6 separate regions of the Homo sapiens genome follow, and regions 1, 2, 3, 4 and 6 are each linked to region 5. Evidence: chromatin loops called from intact Hi-C (ENCODE). Cell type or tissue: endothelial cell of umbilical vein. All regions are shown on one strand.

The links. Hi-C counts contacts between places; a loop is a spot of excess contacts. Peaks named below come from ENCODE experiments on the same cell type or tissue, not always from the same donor. Only the 100,000 strongest peaks of a DNase experiment are listed, where the experiment ranks them.
Region 1: it touches region 5 in a loop (10-fold over the local background); 14 of 110 quality-filtered maps call a loop at or near these places.
Region 2: it touches region 5 in a loop (12-fold over the local background); 35 of 110 quality-filtered maps call a loop at or near these places.
Region 3: a loop joins it to region 5, with 3 times the contacts of the local background. A loop is called at or near these places in 6 of 110 quality-filtered maps.
Region 4: a loop joins it to region 5, with 10 times the contacts of the local background. A loop is called at or near these places in 10 of 110 quality-filtered maps.
Region 6: a loop joins it to region 5, with 22 times the contacts of the local background. A loop is called at or near these places in 20 of 110 quality-filtered maps.

Annotation. Positions count from the first base shown.
Region 1 is chr12:76,454,413-76,458,412 of GRCh38, reverse strand. The region is part of intron 3 of OSBPL8 (oxysterol binding protein like 8); the gene reads left to right. Among named protein-coding and RNA genes, the nearest start is that of OSBPL8, 100 kb to the left of the region's middle. In endothelial cell of umbilical vein, a CTCF peak has its summit at 2,474 (motif pointing right); a DNase peak (open chromatin) is centred at 2,502; H3K27ac peaks cover 653 bases.
Region 2 is chr12:75,621,802-75,625,801 of GRCh38, reverse strand. All of the region lies in intron 9 of LOC105369844 (a long non-coding RNA gene), which reads left to right. Among named protein-coding and RNA genes, the nearest start is that of KRR1, 110 kb to the right of the region's middle. In endothelial cell of umbilical vein, no CTCF peak of the experiment used is centred here; a DNase peak (open chromatin) is centred at 2,051; H3K27ac peaks cover 511 bases.
Region 3 is chr12:75,779,827-75,783,826 of GRCh38, reverse strand. The region is part of intron 1 of LOC105369844 (a long non-coding RNA gene); the gene reads left to right. LOC105369846 (a long non-coding RNA gene) reads left to right here and starts at 2,362. Exons shown (of 5, transcript XR_001749217.2): 1 at 2,362-2,936; 2 at 3,533-3,600. In endothelial cell of umbilical vein, no CTCF peak of the experiment used is centred here; a DNase peak (open chromatin) is centred at 2,116; H3K27ac peaks cover 866 bases.
Region 4 is chr12:75,483,143-75,487,142 of GRCh38, reverse strand. All of the region lies in intron 2 of GLIPR1 (GLI pathogenesis related 1), which reads right to left. It overlaps GLIPR1-AS1 (GLIPR1 antisense RNA 1), which reads left to right. Exons shown (of 2, transcript XR_007063373.1): 2 at 985-3,689. Among named protein-coding and RNA genes, the nearest start is that of GLIPR1, 4.4 kb to the right of the region's middle. RefSeq lists an enhancer at 1-2 and a silencer at 1,594-1,763. In endothelial cell of umbilical vein, a CTCF peak has its summit at 1,693 (motif pointing left); no DNase peak of the experiment used is centred here; H3K27ac peaks cover 46 bases.
Region 5 is chr12:76,035,462-76,039,461 of GRCh38, reverse strand. It overlaps NAP1L1 (nucleosome assembly protein 1 like 1), which reads left to right. Exons shown (of 15, transcript NM_004537.7): 15 at 1-2,877. Among named protein-coding and RNA genes, the nearest start is that of PHLDA1-DT, 5.6 kb to the right of the region's middle. In endothelial cell of umbilical vein, CTCF peaks have their summits at 1,962 and 2,164 (motif pointing right); DNase peaks (open chromatin) are centred at 1,501 and 2,031; H3K27ac peaks cover 1,670 bases.
Region 6 is chr12:75,332,446-75,336,445 of GRCh38, reverse strand. GLIPR1L1 (GLIPR1 like 1) reads right to left here and starts at 1,776. Exons shown (of 6, transcript NM_001304964.2): 1 at 1,544-1,776. The coding sequence starts at 1,717. It also overlaps a transcript of CAPS2 not described here. RefSeq lists a silencer at 1,930-2,039. In endothelial cell of umbilical vein, a CTCF peak has its summit at 1,949 (motif pointing left); a DNase peak (open chromatin) is centred at 1,935; H3K4me3 peaks cover 308 bases; H3K27me3 peaks cover 243 bases.

The sequences.
Region 1 (4,000 bases), 420 kb before region 5:
TAGCCCTTTTTTCATTCTTAAATGCAATAACTCAAAATATTTTATAAATATTATTTATTATACAATCATCATTAGGAGGTAGAAATCTTAAAAATAGAAAAAAGAACACAAATCTCAAAATGTTGTTTTTGATTTTCTTGAGACAGGGTTTTACTCTGACACCCAGGCTGGAGTGCAGTGGCACAATCACAGCTTACTGCAGCCACAACTTCTCCTAGACTCAAGCGATCTTCCCACCTCAGCCTCCTGAGTAGCTGGGACTACAAGCGTGTGCCCAGCTAAATTTTTTTTATTTTTATTTTTTGTAGACACAGGGTTTTCCTACATTGCCGAGGCTGGTCTTAAACTCCTGGACTCAAGCGATCCGATCCTCCTGCCTTGGCTTCCCAAAATGCTGACATTGCAGGTGTGAGCCACTGCACCAAGCTTCAAAATATTTTTATGTTTTGTTGTTCAGCCTTGTGATACTTACTTGGCATTTAATTTCAATGGATTCTTCAGTTTCTTTAATTACCTCATATATTTAGACATGGACTCAGGTGAACTGAATGGCACTGCTGAGCTTTATAAATAGAATAGCATTTTAAATATTAACTGAAATATTTTATCTTAGGAACTGGGTTTTTACAAATGGAGATCTTTTTTACTTCGAATAGAAGAAATTTACTTAAGGTTATATATTTCAAGCATATATATAAATAAAAATATACAACATAATATTAGAGATGACTTTATCATGTACTCTGCCAAGTATTAAAAGGCTGGGTCTGTATAATCATTTGTTAGAGACCATATATCTTTTAAAGTGAAGTACAGTTGACCCTTGAACAAGACAACTTTTAACTACACGAGTCCACTTCTATGTGTATTTTTAAAAATAAATATATTGGAAAATTTTTCTGAGGTTTGTGACAATTTAAAACTCACAGATGAACTGTACCTTAGAAACATAGAAAAAATAAAGGAAAGGTTAGGTATATCATGAATGCATAAAATATATGTAGGTACTAGTTTATTTTCTTACTACTTTAAAATATACACAAATCTATTACATAAGTAAAAATTTATCAAAACTTTTCACACACACCGTACACGTTGCCATTCCCAGTTGAGAAAAATGTAAACAAACATAAAGATACAATATTAAATCGTAACTACATAACATTAACTAGTACATACCGTACTACTGTAATAATTTTCTAACCACTTCCTGTTATTACTATGAGCTCAGGTGTTGCGAATATCTGCTTAAAATGCTGTGTGATGCTAATCATCTCTGTATGAAGTTATTTGCTCCAGTAAATTGCATATTGCTTTAAAAAGTCATTTCTCATCATTCTTGCCTATTTTCATCATGTTTCGTGCAATATTGTAAACCTTGAATAACGCTATGGGACCCATGTGAAGTACCACTGTTGATGCTTCGGTTGCTCCCAAGAAGCAGACAAAGGCCATGACATTACAAGAAAAAGTTTAATTGCTTAATATTTAGCTCTAGATTGAGGTCTGCAGCTGTGGTTGCTGCTATTTCAAACTGATGATTCATCTTGTAAACAGATGGCATAAACTTATGGTATCAATAAATATGGTATAGTACTGTAATTGTATTTTCTCTTATGATTTTCTTAATAACATTTTCTTTAGCTTATGTATATATTGTATTACATAATACAATATGTAATACATACAACATATACAATATGTGTTGACTCTTCGTATTATGTATAAGGCTTCCAGTCAACAGCAAACAGTAGGCTATTAGTACTTAAGTTTTTGGAGGGTCAAAAGTTAAATGCACTTTTTTTTTTTGACACGGAGTCTTGCTCTGTCACCTAGTGCAAGGACACAACCTGGGCTGCCTCAGCCTCCTGAGTAGCTGGGATTACAGGCGTGCACCACCATGCCCAGCCAATTTTGTATTTTTAGTAGAGATGGGGTTTCACCGTGTTGGCCAGGCTAGTCTCAAACTCCTGACCTCAAATAATCTGCCTGCCTCCCAAAGTGCTGGGATTACAGGTGTGAGCTACCACTCCCAGTCCCTAAATACACATTTTTGACTGCTTAAACGTCAGCTGTAATTTCTTGGTACTTGATTAGTATCATGTACTATAGAATGAAAAAAGTACGTGATCTATACTGACATTTAAATTATTGGAGTATTTAAGAAATGTATACCTTAGAAGAAAAGGAGATATAGGATTTACATACAGATTATTATTTATGACTTTAAAAAATTACTTCATCTTATTTTAGCTTCCACTTAGATTAAAGGCAAACTTTGAAACTTGTAAAATTCTTCAAATTTTATATTGATGAGTTGAATTCAGAAGGTAAAAATGTTTTTGATTCATGTTCTCCTTAGATGCAGCAGATATGTTAATTATATTAACTATTTCAGTGTGATTTCTACTAAAGATGAGTAATGTGAGTAGCAAAGCAGGTTGCTTTACTTCCACTTGAAGTAGAAACAGCAGAGGGCACTGTAATGTTATCTTTGGTAGGTGAGACGGTGAAACTGCACTGGAGTCACACAGTGATTCATTTGCCAAATATCTATTCAGTCATTTAGAGAGTATTTAGTGAGTATCAGTTATATGCCAAGGGATACAGAAAAAAAGTCACTGTCCCTCTTAAACTTATGTTTGAATAGTCTACTATTATGTAACTGATGTAGGAAATCATAATGATTTTTATATTCCCTAGCCTCTTTTGTCTGTATAGTTGTTAATGCTTGTGAATGGGGTGAGGGAAAATAAATAGAAACATGGGCTTTCTGGTTTTTTTGGTAAAGAGGTGCACTCTGTATACTGCTGTTTCTGCATATTCTTGTTACTTCACGGCTATCAAAATCATGTAGTAATACTTCCATCGAAAATGGATTAGAAAGGGTGAATAGAGCTAACTTTACAGTTCAGGCTGTTTTAAAGTTATTCAAGACATGGACACCTATGTTTTACTGACAGAATGCTAAAACCTACATTAATTCTGCTAGTGGTTCTTATAAAGTATTTTAAATTAGCATTAAATGTTCTGTCTGATACATACAAAAGAATATGTGTCATATGTAAATGAGAGCATAATTATACAATGAGCCCTTATTGAGCTATCACTCAGCTTAAGAACTAGAATCTTCCATGTACCTTAGGTCTTTCTGCTGCTTTTTTTTTTTTTAGATAGAGTCTCGCTCTGTCGCCCAGACTGGAGTGCAGTGGTGCAATCTCGGCTCACTGCAAGCTCCGCCTCCCGGGTTCACGCCATTCTCTTGCCTCAGCCTCCGAAGTAGCTGGGACTACAGGTGCCCACCAACACGCCCAGCTAATTTTTTTTTTTTTTGTATTTTTTAGTGGAGACGAGGTTTCACCGTGTTAGCCAGGATGGTCTCAATCTCCTGACCTCGTGATCCACCAGCCTCGGCCTCCCAGAGTGCTGGGATTACAGGCTTGAGCCACCGCGCCCGGCCTCTGCTGCTTTTTTATCCCTGAGCCTGCCCCAAGAGGGCATGACTAGGTTGTATTTTTTTCTTTTTATTATTCTTTGCTTTTTAAAAAGTCTTTTTTTTATTGTTTTTTACTCATGTATGTATCACTAGATTTTGCTTGGTTTTCAATTTTAAAAGAATGGTGTCATGGTTTATATAATTTTCTAGGACTTGCTGTTTGTAGTTACCTTTTTTTTTTTTTTTTAATTTTTTAAAGAGACAGGGTCTTGCTCTGTTGCCCACACTAGGGTGCATTGGTGTTATCACAGCTTACTGCAGCTTTGAACACCTGGGCTCAAGTGATGCTCCCACCTCAGCCTCCCTAGTAGCTGGGACTACAGATGCCTGCTATGCTAGGATTACAGTGTGAGCTACCACGCCCAGCTAACTTTTTTTAATTTTTATTTCTTTTAGAGATAGGTCTTGCTATGTTGTCTAGGCTGGTCTTGAACTCCTGGCCTCAAGCAATCCTCCCACCTCAGCCTCCTGAGTAGCTGGGATTATAGATGCAAGCCGTTGTGC
Region 2 (4,000 bases), 410 kb after region 5:
AGCTTGTCCCATGCTTTTCTAGAATACACAGAGGTGTATAGATTCATCTATTTTTTTTTTTTTTTTTTGGGGGGGGATGGAGTCTTGCTCTGTTGCCAGGCTGGAGTGCGGTGGCGCGATCTTGGCTCACTGCAACCTCTGACTCCCTGGTTCAAGAGATTCTCCTGCCTCAGCCTCCTGAGTAGCTGGAATTACAGGCACACGCCACCATGCCCAACCAATTTTTGTATTTTTAGTAGAGATGGGGTTTCACCATGTTGGCCAGGATGGTCTCCATCTCCTGACCTCATGATCTGCCCGCCTTGGCCTCCCAAAGTGCTGGGATTACAGGTGTAAGCCACCGTACCTGGCCTCTATAGCTCTATCTATGAGGGACTTGGTCCTGAGGATACATGGATTATTACCCTGAAACTCTCTCACTTTCAGAAAAAGCTGAAGAATGCTCCAAGAGTGGTTAGAAACTTAGGCCTTAAATGTAAATGGGAAAAACATGTTTTCAACATTATTACTTAACATTATTCAAAGCCTGTATCTCATTTATTTTTACTACTTCGTCTAAAATGGACTGATAATGGAATGAAGTATCTTACTACAATTATCTGTCAGTTTCTGTGTGAATCTCTAAAAATTTCTATTTATTTCTAATGGTATGGTATTATTTTAATAAGCTCATAAAATGTTGTGATGGCCTAATGTTAAGTTTAGAGGTAAAAGAATGCGTTGGAAGTTCAAGAATTTATCTATAATCCAATAACGATACTTTTTTGTTTTTTTTTTTTTTTTTGAGACAAAGTCTCTGTCACCCAGGCTGGAGTGCAGTGGCACGATCATGGCTCACTGCAGCCTCTCACTCCCCAGGCTCAGGTGAACCTCCCACCTCAGCCTCCTGAGTAGCTGGGACTACAGGCACGTACAACCACACCAGTCTAATTTTTGTATATTTTGTAGAGACAGGGTTTCACCATGTTGCCCAGACTGGTCTCAAACTCCTGGGCCCAATTGATCTGCATGTCTCAGCCTCCCAAAGTGCTGGGATTAGAGGCGCGAGCCACTGCGCCTGGCCTACCAATAATGATACAACTAAAAGCAATTCCCTCTGAACTTTTGATTCATGGTCTTTCTTATCTTTACTTCTCATTACCTTTGCTACCTTTTAAAGTTTCGTTTTACTTTTTTTTCATAGGAATTTAAGTAGGTAATTTGTAGACACTGTAAGACATGACCTTTATTTAGCTACAAGTCCCTTTTATCTAATACCTATTGAAGTGATCAATACCATCTGGATATAAACCAGACTTTTTCCACCTTGCCGCCCATCACCATGTCACCCCTAGTATTTTTATTTTAAGTATCCTCCCTGTTTTCCCTTAACTCAGTGTTAGTAAGGCTGAACACTCCACCTACATTCTTTTTGTTGATGTCTCCCAGCTCCCAGGGTACTGATCTCCAATGTAGGGTTTAGGCTCCCTAGAAGGTGCTAGTAAACATTCTTTTGAGGAGTAGGGGAAAATGCTAGAACTACTAATTATGTTTATTTTTTTATCTCACCTTAAATTATTCTTTGTTTATGCTCTATAGTGTTTATGATATAATTACAGTAGTACAGGTATACTTTACTAATAAATAAACATGTGTTTATTGAGTGAACTGAATTTGTTGCGTGCGCTACAGATCTGGTGATTTGTATGCAGGAAGTTTATTGGGGAATGCTCTTAGGATCAGCGCCTCAGGGGGTACTGTCAAAAGGGCAGGATTGCATCATGGTTCTCAACTGGGAAGGTTTGGAACCCCAGGATATATTTAGCAACATCTGGAGACATACTGGCATCTAGTGGATAGAGGCCAAGGACACTGCTAAATACCCTGTAATATACAGAGTGGCCACCACAACAAAGAATCATCCAGGTCAAAATGTCAATAGTGCTGAATTTGAGAAATCCTGGGGTAAAAGGATAAGCTGAATGGCAGTCAAGGCCAAGGCCTCACTTCATTCCGTAGGGAGCTCTGGAATCAGGTGGGCCCTTCACAGTGTTCTACACAGGCCAGTCATGGGACACAGGAAGGAAGTATGACCTCAGAAGGGTGATTGTCTTTGGCTTTAGGCAAACCTGAGAAAGCTAAGAGCAGGCAGCTGCCAACACCCACAATACTGGAGAAATGAGAGCTTCAGCCCTGAGAAGGTTATGGAGAGAGACTAGGTGGAAAACCACAGCATCCACTACAGGAGAAATCACTAGCCAGCTTTTTTTCTCTCTCATTATTGTCTTTAAGTTTTTTTCTAAATGTTATTTTTAATTGACAAATAATAATTGTGTATATTATGGGGTACAAAGTGATATTTTGATCTATGTTTACATTGCGAAATGATTAAATAAGGCTAATTAACAGATTCATCAGCTCCCATACTTACCGTTTGTTTGTGGTGAAAACATTTAAAGTCTACTCTCTGAGCAATTTTGAAATATGTACTGCATTGTTATTTATTACAGTCATTCTGTACAATAGATCACTAAAGCTTATTCCTTTTGCCTAATTGTCTTTAAGTTTGGTTGAACCTTGGCCTCATCCTTCCCTCTGCCTTACCACCAGTGAATCTCACTGCTTCTTAGGGCAATTTCAGACATAAAAAAAAAAATCCATTTTCAAGCCTTCCAAACTCAAGGACAATTTATTTCAGAACATTAATCCCTTATTCGGGGCAAAACTTCCCTTTCTCTTCACTCCAATCTACTCTCGGCTGGGGAAATGGTGATGGACAATGGAGCATGTAGCTTTCTCTTATTTCTCTTATTTTGACTTCCTTTCCCACATGCTCTGTGAAATGTTGGGACAAAGGGCAGGAGGAGATGTAAAACAGTTTAGTTTGGAGGCCACAGTGTAGAGGGTGTTGATCCAATAATCATCACATCTCTGTTACATTTTTTACAGTTTCCCTTTCTACTGGTTCATTTCTGTTTGTCCACTAAGGTACTCACAAATTGTTTCAGTCTTAACAGAAACACACCAAAAAATAAAATAGTAGCATCATCCTTCCTTGCTATCATTGTGCCTTTTTCTTTCTTTCCCTCCAAAGTGGAGTAGGCGGGACTTACTGTCTGCTTCCTGTTATCTGCTTATCTTTAACTCTTGACTGCTGGCTCTTTTACTTCTTCTCCCTGTGACTTCCCTGAAACTTCCAAAGGCTGCACATTACCTGTAACTATCAAATGTTAAAGCTTTTATTTTTTTCTCATTCCATTTGATCTTTTTGCAGCACTTTAACATGAATTGACAGACTATATCATCTGCTTCTTTTCTTTTAACTTTTCTCCACTGTGAAATAATGCAGAAAGAAAAGTAGACAAAATTTTAAAATATATACCTCAGTGATTACAGAGAAAACTCATGTGATTGTCACCTACCAGATGAATGTGTGCATTTCTTATACCCTAGAAGCCCCCCTTGCAGCTTTCCAATCACTACCAGTTCAAAAATAGTCAATATGCTAACTACTATGCTAATTACTTTGATATTCTTTATAGTTTTCCACCTAAGAATGCATTTCTAAGCACTATAATTTGATTTTGCATCTTTTTAAAAGCAATATAAAGGCCTGCAGTATATATTCTTCTGTGTATGGCTTCTTTTGCTCAATACTACATTTGTGAGATTCATCATTATTGTTGTGTATAGCTGGGATTAATTCCTTTTTATGGCTGTATGCTATTCAATTTCATGAATATACCACATTTATCCATTCTATTGTAGATGAACATTGGAGATGTTTGTAATTTTTGCCTATTGCCAGTAATATTGCTATGACCTTTCTTGTATACACCTTTGGCTACATGCGTGTATGCATTTATATTGGGTATATATCTAGGCGTGGAAGTAGTGAGTTGTTGGTTTTTGCATATTTTTAAATTTAGTAGAAAATGGCAAATAGTCTTCCAAAGTGGTTATACCAATTTATACTCCTGTCAACAGTATATTAGAGTTCCCATTGTTTCATGTCCTTGCA
Region 3 (4,000 bases), 260 kb after region 5:
CTCAGTGAACTCTCAGAAAACCTTGTACTTCTTTTCTGCACACACTGAGCTTCTCTGCCAGGTGCCTTCTGAGGACATGAGAGCTTCATGCTAGGCTGGCCTTGATGCAGTGTGGGCAAGGCCTGGAGCAAAGAGTCATGAAAGTTGGAGGCTTGGAGTCCTGCCCACGGGTGGATGAGTGGCCCAGGCAGGCCAGGACTAAGTGCTGAAAGCCCATCAGTGCAGAATCATCCCATCGGGGCAGCATCGGGGTAACAGTCAAGCAGCAGCTCTTTGCCCAGTCTCCTTTTGCACCAGCTGTAGCTATTTGGGACTGATATGTTCTCAGGGCTTCCTCAGCCCCAAGTCCATGACCCCGTTTGTGCTTAAGGTGAACAGACGTCTCTCCTTTTAACAGAGGGGCAGGAACCCAGGAGACTGCTGAGCCAAAGCTTCTCCCCAGCTGTAATGCTTTCCTGAAATAGAGACTTTGCCTTGGCTCTTAGACCCAGCTCCATACTTTACTGTTCCCAGTTAGTCATGGAAAGACGAAGGTGCCTAAAAATAAGCACCATCTGGGCCCACAAGGTTCAGCAGGGCACACTCACAGCTAATGGAGAAAGTTTCAGTCTGCCTTTGTGGTCCTGGAAACCCAGCTGTGATGCGCTTGCCAGAAGGGCCCTTCAAGCCGTGTTATTCTGAGTGTCTCTCAGGGCAGCCTTTGCAAAGGCAACTTTTCACTGCCTGTAAGTTCTTGAGGTCACCCAAGGATAGCAGCTTCAGGGAAAATATGAGAAAAAATGTATTTTTAGTGCATTTTCTCATGTCTTTGTGTTGCCCCGCTCTCTTTCATGCTTCTGCAGTCCCCACTCCACTCTCCATTAGCTGCCTAGCTTCTGTGCCTGGTCATCTTCCCAGATGCCCAGAGACTTCTATGATGCCCTGAGCCTCCCTTTCCTAACACCCTTTTGGCTCTCCTCTTTATAAAAACTGACACATCTGTCCTTCAGAGAATGAAGCTAATCTGATAAATTAATTCATAACAAAGTGTAAAGGAGGATGGTTTAAGATGACCTGTTATACAGAAAATGGTTGCACTTTTATAGTGGTTAAAAAACATATACAATTTACCATCTTAACCATTTTTAAGTGGACAGTTCTGTAGGGTTCAGCTTATCTCTAATGGTATGAAATGGATCCCCGGAAGGTTTTCGTCTTGCAGAACTGAACCTCTGTAGTTATTAAACGATTCCTTACTTCCCCCTCCTCCCAAACTCTGGTAACCACCATTCTGCATTTTCATATCTATACATTTGACTACTTTAGATACCTCGTATAAGTGGAATCGTATGGTTATTGTCCTTTTGTGACTGGCCTGTTTTACTTAACATACTGTCCTCAAGGTTCATTTCTGTCTTAGCACATAACAAGATGTCCTTCCTTCTTAAGGGAGCATGGTATTCCATTGCATGTACATAGCACATTCTGTTTATCCATTCATCTATTAATGGACATTTGGGTTGCTTCCACCTCTTTGCTATTGGGAATAGTGCTGCTAAGAACATGAGTGTTCACATATCTCTTTGAGATCCTGCTTTCAATTATTTTGGAAATATACCCAGAAATGGGATTTCTGGACCACATGGTAGCTCTATTTGTAATTTTTTAAAGAACAGCCACGCTTTTCCGTAGTGGCTGCATCATTTTACAACCCAATAAACAGTGCACAAAAGTTCCAACTTCTTTACATCCCTGCCAACACTTGTTGTTTTCTGGGTTTGTTTTTTTTTTTTATTTGATAGTAGTGATCCTAATGAGTGTCAGAGTATGATTGTATTTTAAGGGAAGATTTTCATGCTTCACCCTGAAAGAATGATGATGGTGTTGATTTCAGGCTCTGGCACAAGCCAAGAGGAAATATTAGATATTTTGTTTAGGAAATTCTTGTTGCATCCTTCAAATCACATGACATAAGCCTCAGCAGAATCATTATATATCACTTGAGTGACAGATAGCTGAGTCACCTGCCCCTGAGGTCTAGATAAGATTACCTTCTCCATACCCCATTCTAGAATTGAGAAAAGTCAGACTCATGACACAGGATTATGCACATTTCTGGAGGGCTTATTTGTCATGGTCTTATCTCTGTTTTTTGCGTCCTGCTCATGTTATTTTTTTTTTTCCCCCTCTCCTATCTATATCATTCTTGTTTTGTTTCACACGGATGCAGACCTGGACCTGAGCCACTTTTCTTGATTTCCCAGAAATAGTCACTCACTCAAAGCCCTTGTATGTGCAGCAGATTTCACTGATGCTTTAAGGAGGAGTTTATGCTGCAAAAAAGCAAGCTATTTAAAACTGAATATTAGCTCTCCTGCTTCTAGAAGTTCTTTGGGCCATCCTGCCTCAGAGCACTTGTTTCCCCTGCTGTCAAGCCACTCTCTACAGCACCATTTGCCGTTTTGCTGACTTCTCCTTTCCCTTCCCCCTCCATCTTTTCATCTGAGTCCTTACTAACTCCTAGTTTGCCAGGGCTCTGTGCTGCACCAGCTAGAACCATGTGGGACTAACGGGCTCTTGTCCCAGGTTCATGCTTCATTTCTTCTCCAAGGTCAACAGACATCTCTCCTCTTAAGAGAGAGATACAAGAACCCTAAAGCCTGGGCCAAAGTTTCTCCGCAGCTGTAATGGTTTCCTGAAGCTGGAGATTTTGCCTCGACTCCTAGACCCAGTCCTCCTTCCATACTTTAGAGTTCCCAGGGATGCCACATTCTCCTCTCTTTATGATGCACAACAAATCATATCCCTCAAACTCCACTGTAAGTAAGCCCTCCTTTGCCAACCCAAATCTCAAAATGTTCACCTAAATAAAATACTCTTTCTCCATTTATGAGCTCAAAACAGAAGTGGAGATCTTGAGTTTTCCTTTAGAAGGTCTATCCACCTTCCTTGAGAAGGTAATGGTTTGAAAAGCATTTGTTTTTCTTCTTATACCCCAGAAATCTCTGTGATTTACTGTTGTTGACGACCATTCTGACTTCATGCTTTTGGGAAGGCTTCTTGGAATGGCTGAGTCTTGAAAAAAAAAAAAAGATAGGATTCTGACAAATGTATTTCTTTTCTCCATTGCAGCTGAAATCAAGGCTAGCTAGGCATGGTTAACAGTGTTTCCTAAAGCTGTTTGAGTCTATTTACTTCAAGGACTCTCTTTTGCACTACCCATGGAAGCTAGACTTCCAGATTCCCCACAATATTGGCTTTCTAACTTGGGCAACTGTTTTGTGCCTTATTCACACACTGGTTGCTGTTTGCGGCAGGAGGCTAAAAGAGTTGTTAGACTCTGTAGCACTTGGCTGTAATTATATACTCCTTGACCTCACCTACATAGTTGAAACCCCTGCTGCCTCCCTCCAGACAGATATCCTAGTGGGGAGTCTGGCTGAAGATTGAAAGGTTGTCATGGAAGTCACATTTAATTGCTTCCTCTTACTATATATGGTAGGCTGGAAATGGTATCATGAAGCTAATCTTGTAATCCTTTTCTTCCTGAAAGGAGAACAGTGGAATTCTGTGAACCAGAGAAATGTAGGCAGCTGGGAGTCGAACTTAAGCACCAGTATGGTAGGCACCAGCCCTCCTGTCCAGTCTCATTAGCCCTTCAATGGTGATAATGACGTAGTCGGAAGGCAGCTGAAGATTGCAAAGGAGCCAGACTGCAGAGGTCACTGGGAGGGGCAGAACATGGCATGAGGGAGAAGAAATGTAAAGGGAAATAGTATTGTCACCAAATTTGAGAGCTGAAAAAAGAATTGCATCCAAATATGGTAAAAGCTCACAGATGTTGTCTTAACTATCCTGTCTATGTCAAAAGAGGTTGTAAACAGGATACAGCAGTGGGAGCAAAAATCTACTCGCCCGGTAGTGAGATAGCTTGTGTTTCTGGAATGCCCCACACTCCATCTCTCTGCCAATCTCATTTTCTCTATCTGAAACAACTTTCTACCTGGGTCTCACCTACTCC
Region 4 (4,000 bases), 550 kb after region 5:
TTTATCCTTTGGTCTTCCAGCACTTTCTTCTGTAGCGTTGTTATATCAAAAGTATTCTTAATCTTTGGATCCCTTCCCCATTTTAATACTTTTTCCTCAGAAGTGTGCAAATGTTAGTTACCATTCATTTTGTGTGTTTTAGTTGGCCTCTTTTTTTAAAAGTCAGGTTTATTAGGGTATAATAAAGATACAATAACATTTATGATTTTTAGATGTACATTTCTATGAATTTTGACAAAAGAATACAGTTGTGTAGCCACTACCACATTCAAGATATAGAATATTTTTATCGCCCCAGAAAGTTCCCTTGAGCCCCTTTGTGGTCAACCCCCACCAGACCCCAGCAGTCATTAATCTGTTTCTGTAGTTTTGCCTTTTCCAGAATGTTATATGAATGGAATCAGTCTAAATATAGCTTTTTGAATCTGGCTTCTTTCACTTAGTATAGGCATTTGTTGTATTCATTTGTAGTCACTGCTTTTTATTGCTGAGTAATATTTATTACGTGGATGTAGCACAGTTTATCTATCCAAGTCAGTCTCTTTTTAAAAGCTTCATGGGCACTCTGGTTTTTGGTTAAACTTGTGGGCTTTGGAGCCACAAGGCTTGAGTTCATATTCAAGCTTTGCCACTTACAGTGTGACCTTGGTCTTAGGTTCCTTATCTATTAAATGAGGATAATAACAATACCAACTCCATAGGCCTATTTTGAAGTTTTAAATGAGCTTCTGGAACATAGCAAGCACTCAGCAAATATTCTTGTTTCATTCCCTTACCACTAAGTTTCTTAGGCTTAAAAATTCTTAACACTTTAATTTTTTTTTTTATCAGGCAGGTTTCTGTTGTATGTTTTCTTACTGTAGTAAACAAAAAACCATAATTATAAGCGCTACTCATTTTTGAGAACTTAGGTGTATCATTAAGCATTTTACATGTGACATCATGTTTAATCCTTATAAAGTGTTATTGCTCTTCCTTTTGTAGGTAAAAGATTGGAACCTAATTCTGCCTGGCCATGAAGTACTGTGAGGACAGTCCATGCCCTCAGCAAGATGCTTTTAGAGTGTTTTCTCTTTTAGCAAGCTCTTCAGAACCAGGAACCACTCTTTATACCTTTCTTACAAAAGCACTGCACCTGGGGAACCCAGAGGGAAGGAAGATGTCTCCCTTATAGGCCCACAACCCCTTCCTACCATCTTTCCCTTTCAATTCTCGGTATGAGCTCTTCTGGTTCATTATCGGGAGTATGGTAACATTGTAACATATATGAAACCTACTACAGAAATTGTGAAACAGGTCACATTTCCATGGTTCTATGCGAGTATAAAAATAAAGCTGGCCGAGGCGGGCGGATCACGAGGTCAGGAGATCGAGACCATCCCGGCTAAAACGGTGAAACCCCATCTCTACTAAAAATACAAAAAATTAGCCGGGCGTAGTGGCGGGCGCCTGTAGTCCCAGCTACTTGGGAGGCTGAGGCAGGAGAATGGCGTGAACCCGGGAGGCGGAGCTTGCAGTGAGCCGAGATCCCGCCACTGCACTCCAGCCTGGGCGACAGAGCGAGACTCCGTCTCAAAAAAATAAATAAATAAATAAATAAATAAATAAAATAAAGCTGTCAAGAGGGTGAGAGGAGGAGGCAGGAAGAGAAAAACTAAAATAAGATCAGTAGCGCCATCTAGTGAGAAATCCTAGCACTATCAAATCCAAGTAATCCTCTACCCTGCCCAGATACTTTAATTAAACTATTTCTAAACTTTATAAAGCTGAACTGTCAGCAACAGAATGTCGAATTTGAGTCATCTTCCATTTTATACACCAACATTTTTTCTCAATGCCAGTCTATCTCCAGTGAAGACAAAGCTAAAGTGTTGAATGAATACATCAAGAAATATCATACATTTTGTGAGGAGTTAATGGGCCTGAATCTATTTTCTTTATTCTGTACAACCTCCCATCATCAGCCAAAATCTGCAAATAGCTCGATTTTTGAAGAGAAGATGAGGATAAGTAGGAGGTTGTAATATCCACTTAAAGTAACTGTTCAGCATGAATTTAACACAGCAATTGAGTAGTTTTGAGTCCCCCAGGAAGATTTCTTGTCATGATGAAAACAGTCTTTCACCTAGCTATCAGATCCTTCTTCCATTATGATTGTTGGAAAACCAGCTTATGTAAGGATCTACCCTTTGTTCAATGCCTACTAAATACTAGTATTTTATTAGGTAATGTATACATATTTTATTTGTCAGGCCTCTGAGCCCAAGCTAAGCCATCATATCTCCTGTGACCTGCACGTATACATCCAGATGGCCTGAAGTAACTGAGGAATCACAAAAGAAGTGAAAATGCCCTGTTCCTGCCTTAACTGATGACATTACCTTGTGAAATTCCTTCTCCTGGCTCATCCTGGCTCAAAAGCTCCCCCACTGAGCACCTTGTGACTCCCACCCCTGCCAGCCAGAGAACAACCCCCTTTGACTGTAATTTTCCATTACCCAAATCCTATAAAACAGCTCCACCCCATCTCCCTTCATTGACTCTCTTTTTGAACTCAGCCTGCCTGTACCCAGGTGATAAAAAGCTTTATTGCTCACACAAAGACTGTTTGGTGGTCTCTTCACAAGGACGCAAGTGAAATTATTATTTAAGCCTTCCAACATATCTAATATCTGAACCTCAACTCTTCATCTTACTAGCTAAATGACATCAGGGGAACAACTTATTAACCTCTCTAAGTCTGTTTATTCACCTGTGGGTAATACCATTAACATCTCCTTAATAGATTTGTGGTAATAATTGAATGAGGTCTTCAGTGTAGAGAGCTAAACACTATGCCCATTTAAAAAGTGATTGCTGCTGCTCTATCTTCCCAGCCCAGGGGGTTCTTGGACATTCTCCCCGTGATGAGTGCCCCTCTTCTGAAGTGGGGGTAGAATGTAGTGGTTTCTTAAAGAGGATCACTCATGTTAGGATCACTGAGCTTGGGTTTTAATATCTGTATGTATGGGACTGGGTTTTAGAAAATGAATTTTCTCATGACCAAAATATTAGTCCTCCTTTTTTCCCTTAGATGTAAGGGGAAATTTTACAAGTAAGCTCAGTTAATTTTGGGAGGGCCATCTGTGAAATCTCAGGCATTTATGGCATAAACTCAAATGTTCTCTTCTTTCGATTTCCTGGAATGGTGAACATGGAGTGTCTTAACTTGTGTATTGAGCATGGTTTAGGAGTCTGTTGTCAATTTTACAGTCTTTTGACCTCTATATATTTGGCATGCTGAGCTTCTTGCCATTGATCTAAAGTACCAGGCCCATTCATACACATTGTATACTTTCCACACCTTGCTGAGAATTCTCTTCCCTTTCCTTTTCATCTGAAAAATTCCCACTCAGTTTTCAAGTACCAATTCACATGTCTCCAGCAGTGTGAAGCTTTACACTTCCTTTTGGCCGGATAAGTTGCTCATTCTGTCCTCCTTGCTCACATGGCACTTTGTCAGCTTCTCTAAATTGTACTAGCCAAACACTGTCATAATCCATTTACACATAAGTCTCTCCCAAAAGGTCAATTTCTGAGGGCCAGGGACCATTTCCAGCTGTATTTCTCCTCCTTCCCTGGCTCATTCCCTATTTCTCCTCACTTCCGCTTCTCCAAGATTGTATCCCAATAAAATGTTAGCTCATAAACTATTGTCTCAGGCTCTGTTTTCCAAGAATCTGGACTAAGACATATCACTAGTGCCTGTTATAGGGTAAAAGCTTAAACACTGACTAATAAATAAATGAAAGTAGGCACCCTCAAACTGACAATTATTTCTGAGTATTTAAATACCGCAATGCATAACAGTACAAGTACCACTTGTAGGCTATCTAGATTTAGCTTTCTACTCCCCTAGGTCTTGTTGGAATCCAAGGAAACTTATTTCCTGGTTAAATTTATTTGTAAATGTAAACCAAAATTGTTAGTTTATGAAGTAAATTTAGGAGAAATTCATTTT
Region 5 (4,000 bases):
TATATAGGTTTTTCTCTTAGGCTTAGACAGACTCTGGGACTGATATGGGAGCTTCATGGTTCTCAGGCAGACTTTCATTCTACTTTTTGTCTTTGGCAAGTTGGTTTATTATCAAGTGGTTGCTGGGGCTCTATACATCATGTCCAGGTTCAAGGTACAGGATGGGCTGAAGGAGGCTAAAGGCTACTGGCATCCAACCTCTCCTGTAAAAAGAAGAACCTATGGTTTATGCTCACAGTGCTAAAAGTAGGATAGTAAATAAAATAGAGCTGGGTGTGAATGCCAAGGGAGGTTAGGATGACAGCCACATTGGCCACATATGTCGAAATAAGTTGATTTAGAAAAGGATTATTTGATCAAGGATATCCTGGAACATAAAGCAAATAACTACATTTTAGAAATAAGTGAACAGGGCTAAGAAAAGTAATTTTCTTTAAATACGGCCCAAAAGGATTAATTATGATTGGAGTCCTGCTTTGCCCAAGGCTTTTTATTTCATTTTGCATGATAACCTTTCTCAGAACCATGCATGCACAAATTAGGTTGAGACAATGACTTAAAAGTGTAAATGAAATCTCATTAGAAACAAAAACTTTCTGGTTTCTGACATGTTTAAGGGGTGCTCATTGTTACTCAACAATGATTTACTTAGGTAGTTATTGTGATGGGGGCGGTTCTAATGGGATTTCTTTTTCTGGTAGGTTTAGTGGCAACATACAAGCTTGCCATAAACATTTCCTGGGTTTTATCTTCTTGTAAAAGTGTTATTCCACCTTTCTGAGTCTGGCTACCCCACAGAATTCTTTTATCCCTTTTACTCTTAGATTACCTTGTCTGTAATGAAACTTACCCTCTCTGAAGCCTGAGTTGTTCTTCTAAAGTAACACCACTACCACCTTCTTTATTCTCATGTTTTTGGGAGGAATTGTCTACACTCACTGCTATATGTCCTCTATCACCTAAGAAAGGTATTTGCCCATTACTGGATTTTTTTTTCTTACAGAGATCAATAGTGATCAAATTGAACAGCCTATGTCCTCAGGCTGTGTGTTTTGTGGCAATGGAAAAATGACAGCAAAAGAGGGAAATATCCTTGGAATTTAGTTCCTTAAATGGAGGTATTTGCCCAAGTGACTGTCAGTTACATATTTGAGTTGCAAACAACGGGTTGCATTTACCGGGTTTCAGAGTAGAAGCATACTTAGGAAAGGTGGTAGGTGTTCTTGGGCTCTTCAGTGGGGACAGAGGATTGCTTCCACTCTTAGTTACTGGGGTATCTTGTCACCCCAGAGACCCAGAGCCAGAATATCAACACTTTTGAGTGATTGCAGTTTTGTGACAACATAATACTGGTTCTCTCAGCCTCCTTCATTGGATTACCTTCCTCTCTGCTCCATTTCATCCAGTTCCATATTTTCGTTTGTCACTTCAAAGCTAATATTACCATAACAAGTTTACAAATAATCAGACTTCCTGGTTACTTGTTAATACTCAATAAGATAGCCTGCTTGCCCATTTTGAATAATATCAATACATTTCCAGACAAAACATTAGTCATTTCCCCTCAGTTTAAGTGCTGTCAATCAGCTCTCCGTTAGGTACAATGGCGAAAACACTCATCCAGGATCTTGGATATTTAGTGAAGTAGACGTGAAAATTGGATAACTACTCATCAGAGTTTGAAGTGATTAGGAAGGAATTAACTCAGCCAGAGGAAATCTGGGATTTGAATAGGGCTTTGAAGAATGAAAGGTTTACAGAGGATTTGGGAAGGTAAATTGGAGGCTGCGAGGACAAGGAGATGTATGACTGGCACTCGCTCAAGGTTGAGTGGAACGAGTCAAAATAAGTAGGACCCATTCTGTGGAGGGCTTGTCATGCAAGGGTAAGGAATTGGAATGTATACAATTGGAGGCGAATAGAAGTTTTCTGTCATGTTTTAAGAGTAAAACTGAAGGCCATGTGTATGAGTATGGATCAGGTGATTGGGCCACCCAAGAACTTAGATGAGAGAACTGAATTAGGCTGCTGGCAGAACAGAAAGGACGGAGACAGCTGATGGACGGTGCTTGGATCCACAATTGTGTTTGTACTACAGTTAAAAAAAAGCGCTAAGCACTCATTATAAAGCACTTGCTTTAAGCTGTTACACAGATTGGTCACTAGGAGGCATCAGTTCATCAACTACTAAGGCGAAAAGGAAGGCAGCTCTGGACACCCACCTAAGAAGTCTGGATAGTTCTGTGTTAATACTTAACGTTTTCAACTCAAGGACTTTTGGAAACTAGAATCTAGAATATTTCTTCTGAATAGTACTTCAAAGATGAAATAAGGCTAAGAAGTCTAAACTGCACTCTGTGAGACTATTTGTTTATTTATTTAATTATTTATTTTGAGACAGATTCTCGCTCTGTTGCCCAGGCTGGAGTGCAGTGGCGTGATCTTGGCTCACTGTAACCTTCACCTCCCTGGCTCAAGCAATTCTCCTGCCTCAGCCTCCCGAGTAGCTGGGATTACAGGCGCTGTGGGTTTTTTTTTTTTTTGTATTTTTAGTAGAGACGGGGTTTCACCATGTTGGCCAGACTTGTGTCGAGCTCCTGACCTCAGGCAATCCGCCTGCCTCAGCCTCCCAAAGTGTTGGGATTACAGGCGTGAGCCACCGCGCCCAGCCTTGGTTATCTTTTATACCCTGATGAGGGTAACGTGACATGTTCATAATTTACTGGGCTTTAACTTTTTCTTGAAAGATGTTTGACCTTTGGTCTATCCAAATCTTTAATAATGATCATTGTCATGAGTTTCTACTGTATATTGCAAATTGGTTTACAGATCAGAATTTTGTAATCATTATGAATTAAACACTTAATAACTTTCCAAGTTCTGTTACATGTCTTTAAGCCAGTATTGATTAATGGACTTTTAGTCAAGTGTTTGACTATGTAACTGCCAAGTAAGAAACTTACCAACTCAGTTCCATTACTGTGTTTCTCATGCTTCTAAATACTCTTACTAGAAAACAGTAGGATACTAGTTTATATAAACACCTCTCATGATATTAAATTGCATGTTGCTTGGGAAAAGGTTTGTGGGATTTATTTTAGATGTCTGACTATAAAAGCATTTAAGATTCAGAGAGGCCTAGCATGTAGTTATCCATTTAAAAAGTATACCAGAGATATGTTTGTAGGGCAAATTTCAAGTCCTTACATCTCAAGTTTTAAAAAGTAGGATGCATCATGAAAAATCTGTCAAAAGCATTTGAAAAAATTGATATTCTTTTTATGATGGGTATGGACTTCTAATTCAATTCAAGATTTCTACCTATGTTGAGCATCTACTTGGTATCAAGACTTTTTCTAGGTGATTGGGACACATCAGAAACAATGGTCCTTGCCCTCTTGAATAGCTTGCATACTATTCTAGTGGGAAGGGGAACAGAAATAAGCAATAGGTACAATAAATTATTGAGTAGCATGTTAGAAGATAATATATGCTATGGGAAAAATTAAGGGGAATTGAGTGGCTACCATTTGAGAGTGATCAGGATAGGCCTGTTGAGCCAAGACTTGAAGAAAGTGATGGAGATAACTTTGGGTGCTATGCTGAAAATAGATAACAAGGATAGAATCAGGGAGACAAGTTAGGAGGCCATCATAGTAATCCAGTGGGGGGATATGATGGTGATTTGGATCAGGGTGGTAATGAAGGAAGTGGACAGAATCCAGATGTAGTTGAAGGCCTAACCAGTAGGATTTCCTGACTAAATGTGTAGATTAAATATTGGGAGAGAAAAAAATTACTACAAGGCAGGCATGATTCTACACACTTGAAGGCCTGGGGCAAGAGTACAATGGAGATACCGTATGTTTAAATATTTAAAAGTACTGTTTAATGAAAATATGCCCAATGTGCCTGTCTTGACAAACTTTCATTAGAACTGGGAAGCCAGGTTTGTATTTATGCCAGAATATAACTTGCGGGCAGAGCTGACCCTCAGCCC
Region 6 (4,000 bases), 700 kb after region 5:
ATTTGTGATATGTTTCTGTTACAAAAGCATTAATCCAATCTGATAATCTTTATTTTTAATTAAAGTATGTAGTAGTCATTTGCATTTAATGTAATTTTAACATGGTTAAGTTTTAGTCTACCATTTGCTATTTTTAAATGATTCCCTCTTTGTTCTTTTGTTCCTTGTTCCTGTTTTCCAAAAATTAATCAAGGACTTTAGTATTCTACTTACTGGATTTTTAGCTCTACTTCTTTGTATATTTTTAATGGTTATCCTAGATATTAAAATATGCATTCTTAACTTCTCACGGTCCATCCAGAAATATTATTGTGATTCTTAACAATATAAGGAACTTTCAGCAGAATAATTCTATTGACACTTCACTTCATTTTTTATGCATTGGTTATAATGTGTTTAGTTTCTACATTATTATAAACTCCACAATTCATTGTTATCATATTTTGCTTTAAATAGTCAATGAGTACAAAAGAAATATAAAGAACATTTATTATATTTAACCCCACATTTACTCTTTTTTATCATACATTTACAATAAAACTCTAAAGGCATCAACCATATTAATACTAATATTAGTATTTCTGAATTCCGTTGAAGATTTATTTCTAGTTAATTTATGCCTTGGACAACCCCAAGCTGGTAAACATTATATATTAAAATATCTTAACAATTCTGCATTAAAGAGATTAGTTTATTCTTGTTTCATTTCTGATACATATTTGAATCTTTCTCCATCAAAATATAATTTTCTTATACAGTAGACTAGTACAGTTTTGAACTTATTTTAATGCCTGAGTTGTGATTTTATAATTACTTTTGTTTTCCACTGGATAGAAAAGAAGAAAGCTGGAATAGATATGAGTTATACTGTATCTACATCTGCATAGCACATAAAATAGACTAATACTATCAACGTTTATGCTCATAGTGATGCATTTATAAACAAGAAAAAGTTACAATGCAAGGGAAATTTCCAATCATACAATTCATAGTCAAGTATTTAAAATTTTGTAAATTCTATGGATTATTTAATAATCCAATGCTTTTTATGCTTATTCTTCAATAGAGTACTGTATTTTTTTCAAATAATACTACACATGAAGTGTTGTTTTGATCTTGGATTCATATGATATAAAAATAAGTAAGAGAACAAGAGAATCTCCATTCCTGGGCTATTTCTTTGGTATCTTGTATCTTGGTTGTGGGGGGTGGAAATTGCTAGCTAAAAAATGGAAGAAAGAAAACAAAATAATCCTGTGTTCAGTACTTATAACTTTAGTGGTGCAACAAAGCAACTTCCAAACACTGCTCCAGCATCCCCACCTTCCCCGCAAGAGGCAAGGAACAGCTTCAAGTCTTCCTTTCTTGTTCACTCCTATGACTCTGGAGGAGACAGCCCAACCAAGGTGTGAATTTTTTTCTTTTTAACTGCATATATGTAAAGTCCGGATTGAATTAGTACAAGTTAAGTCCGTGAAATTTATCACCCAGATACCTCAGGATGAGTCAGGGATTTAAGAGCCCAGCCCTGGTTCTTTCTCACCATGTATTTCATGTCGGCCGCGGGAGGGTTGACTTTGCCACGCCATTCGTTGTGGGCTTCTATGCAGTTGTCTATAAAGTGTGGGTCAGTGATGGATGGGATTTTGGAAGATGTAGTGGCTACCAAACACAGACCCAAGATCCATAAACAACTGAATTTATTCTTCAGAGCCATGGAAGGATGTGGAGGATGCGGAGGATGCCCTGACTGCGCGGACCAGTAACGGCTGGGGCAACCCGATTTCCCCACGCCCCCGCACCACGCTCTCCCTTGGCTCCATCCTGCCGCACAGGCTCGAGCCCAGCGCGGCTGGATCAACTTGTCAGTGTCGCTGTGGGGAAGAACAGGCAGCAGGGTTCCCCTTCCACAAAGCTCTGAGCTACAGGGGAAAGCTCTGAGTCGCCCTCTGGTGGAGGGAATTTCAACCATCCAAACTGCTTTCTGTGGATCCAATCTGTAATCTGCAGAGCGCGTCTGGATTGTAATACAGATTGCAATATGCAAGCCACACAAGTTAGGTAAAGAACAAGTGCGGGATGCTGACAATGGGCCAGTCGAGTGCAAAGCACTATATATTCGTTTCTTAGACGCAGCTTCCGTGTATAGATTTTTATTGTTCTAAATAATCTAGAATCATATTGCCACTTCCCTCAGAGATTGGGAATAGAGTAAGAATAGGCAATTCTTATACAGTGACATACAGTGATCCTAAATTATCAACTTGTCAAACATTTAATAATTTCCTTCTGTTTTTTCGTCTGAAGAGACCGAATGCTTAGATAGATAACAATAGATGCTTGGAAAATGTAGCCAAGTAGTTCCTCTTGACAAAATCTTCCCTTTTTGATAGTTTGGAACAGAGCCACTGTATGGTGACTGGTAGACTCCAAGAGTTGCTTTAATTGATACACTGAGACTGGGATGGACAGAGTACATTTGATTGTCTATTTTACCTGCAATGCAATATAAATCAACGTCATTTGGCTTAATGTTTTAAATTCATTACATCAGTTATATTGATATTCTGTAATAAACCAGCATTTTTCCCCATGACATTAATTTTTTTTAGTATTTCTATGTTTCAAATAAATACCTTTACTTAGTAATTTGAAGTTGTTTACAATGCTGTTTAATTCAAGTGAACACGTACTTACATCTGCTGAATGATCCGCCATAGTCAACCTTGACACAAAAAACAAAAACCAAAACAAACTACTTTGATGCAGCTACTATCTTTTTAAAAATAAAAAGCAGAAAATTAGATTATAAGAAAACGAAAAATGCAAGGATCCTAATGGAAATTCTACTGGGCAATAGATAATATATTTCTAGTCTACTACCAGCTAATGGAGAATTGCTGTATATACTACTTTCATATCACATACATAGTCCAAACTGAGCTTCTGATATCCCACACCCAAAGACATGAACATATATACGTGTGTGTGTGTGTGTATATGTGTGTGTGTAGGTATACAGATAGATAAATCAATACAGTTATATACATCTACATGTGTCTATATATATATGTCTCTTCCTGGATATAAAGATATCTATAGGCATATACACACATACATATACACACATACATTTATATATGTAAAGTTCTCTCTATGTATAAATCTGTTTGTATACACATATATGTGTGTGTGTCTGCCTATAGACATATATACATCTACACAGAGAGAGATACAGATGTCTATAGGCATATATACATATACATATGTTTGTATACAAAGAGAAAGAGAACTTTTAAGGAATTGGCTCACATTACAGTGGGGGGCTACAATAAAAAATCTGAAGTCCTAGGTATGGCCCAAAAGACACTACATAATCTGACCATGGCTAGTTCTCTGGCATTCTCTCCTGGCTTATTCTGCATCAGCCACATCCATCAGCTTGATAAGGATGCTCTCTCCTCAGCATCTTTGCACTTGCTGTTACTTTTGCCTGCAGTGCTCTTTATAGAGTTCCCTTCAGTGAAGTCTTCCCTGATCATTCTATATCCCCTGTCTGTCAGTGCCTATCCATTTAACCTGTTTTATTTTTCTTCATTGCATTAATTACCTCCTGAATTTATGTTATTTATTTTTTTAACATCTGCCTTCTCTATCAGATTGTAGCCTTCACCACAACAGTAGCTTTGTTTTCTTCATTGCTACATCTCTAGCACCTTGAACAGGAACTGAATCTTTAGGCTCTCAATAAAAATTGGTCGAATAAATAAATGAGTTCTCTTTAACTTTCTAATAATGTTGTATACAACTGTAAGCTTCTTGAGAGCAGAAACTATATTTTAATTGTTATATATATGTATATATACATATGAGGGGCTCAATAAATATTTTTGACTTAATCACATAAAAGGAAATGCTGGGTAAGCTTATATATTTCACTTTTTCTAACACTGGGTATATTTGAAGATAGAAGGTGTTCAGTGGATGTTTGTCAAATACA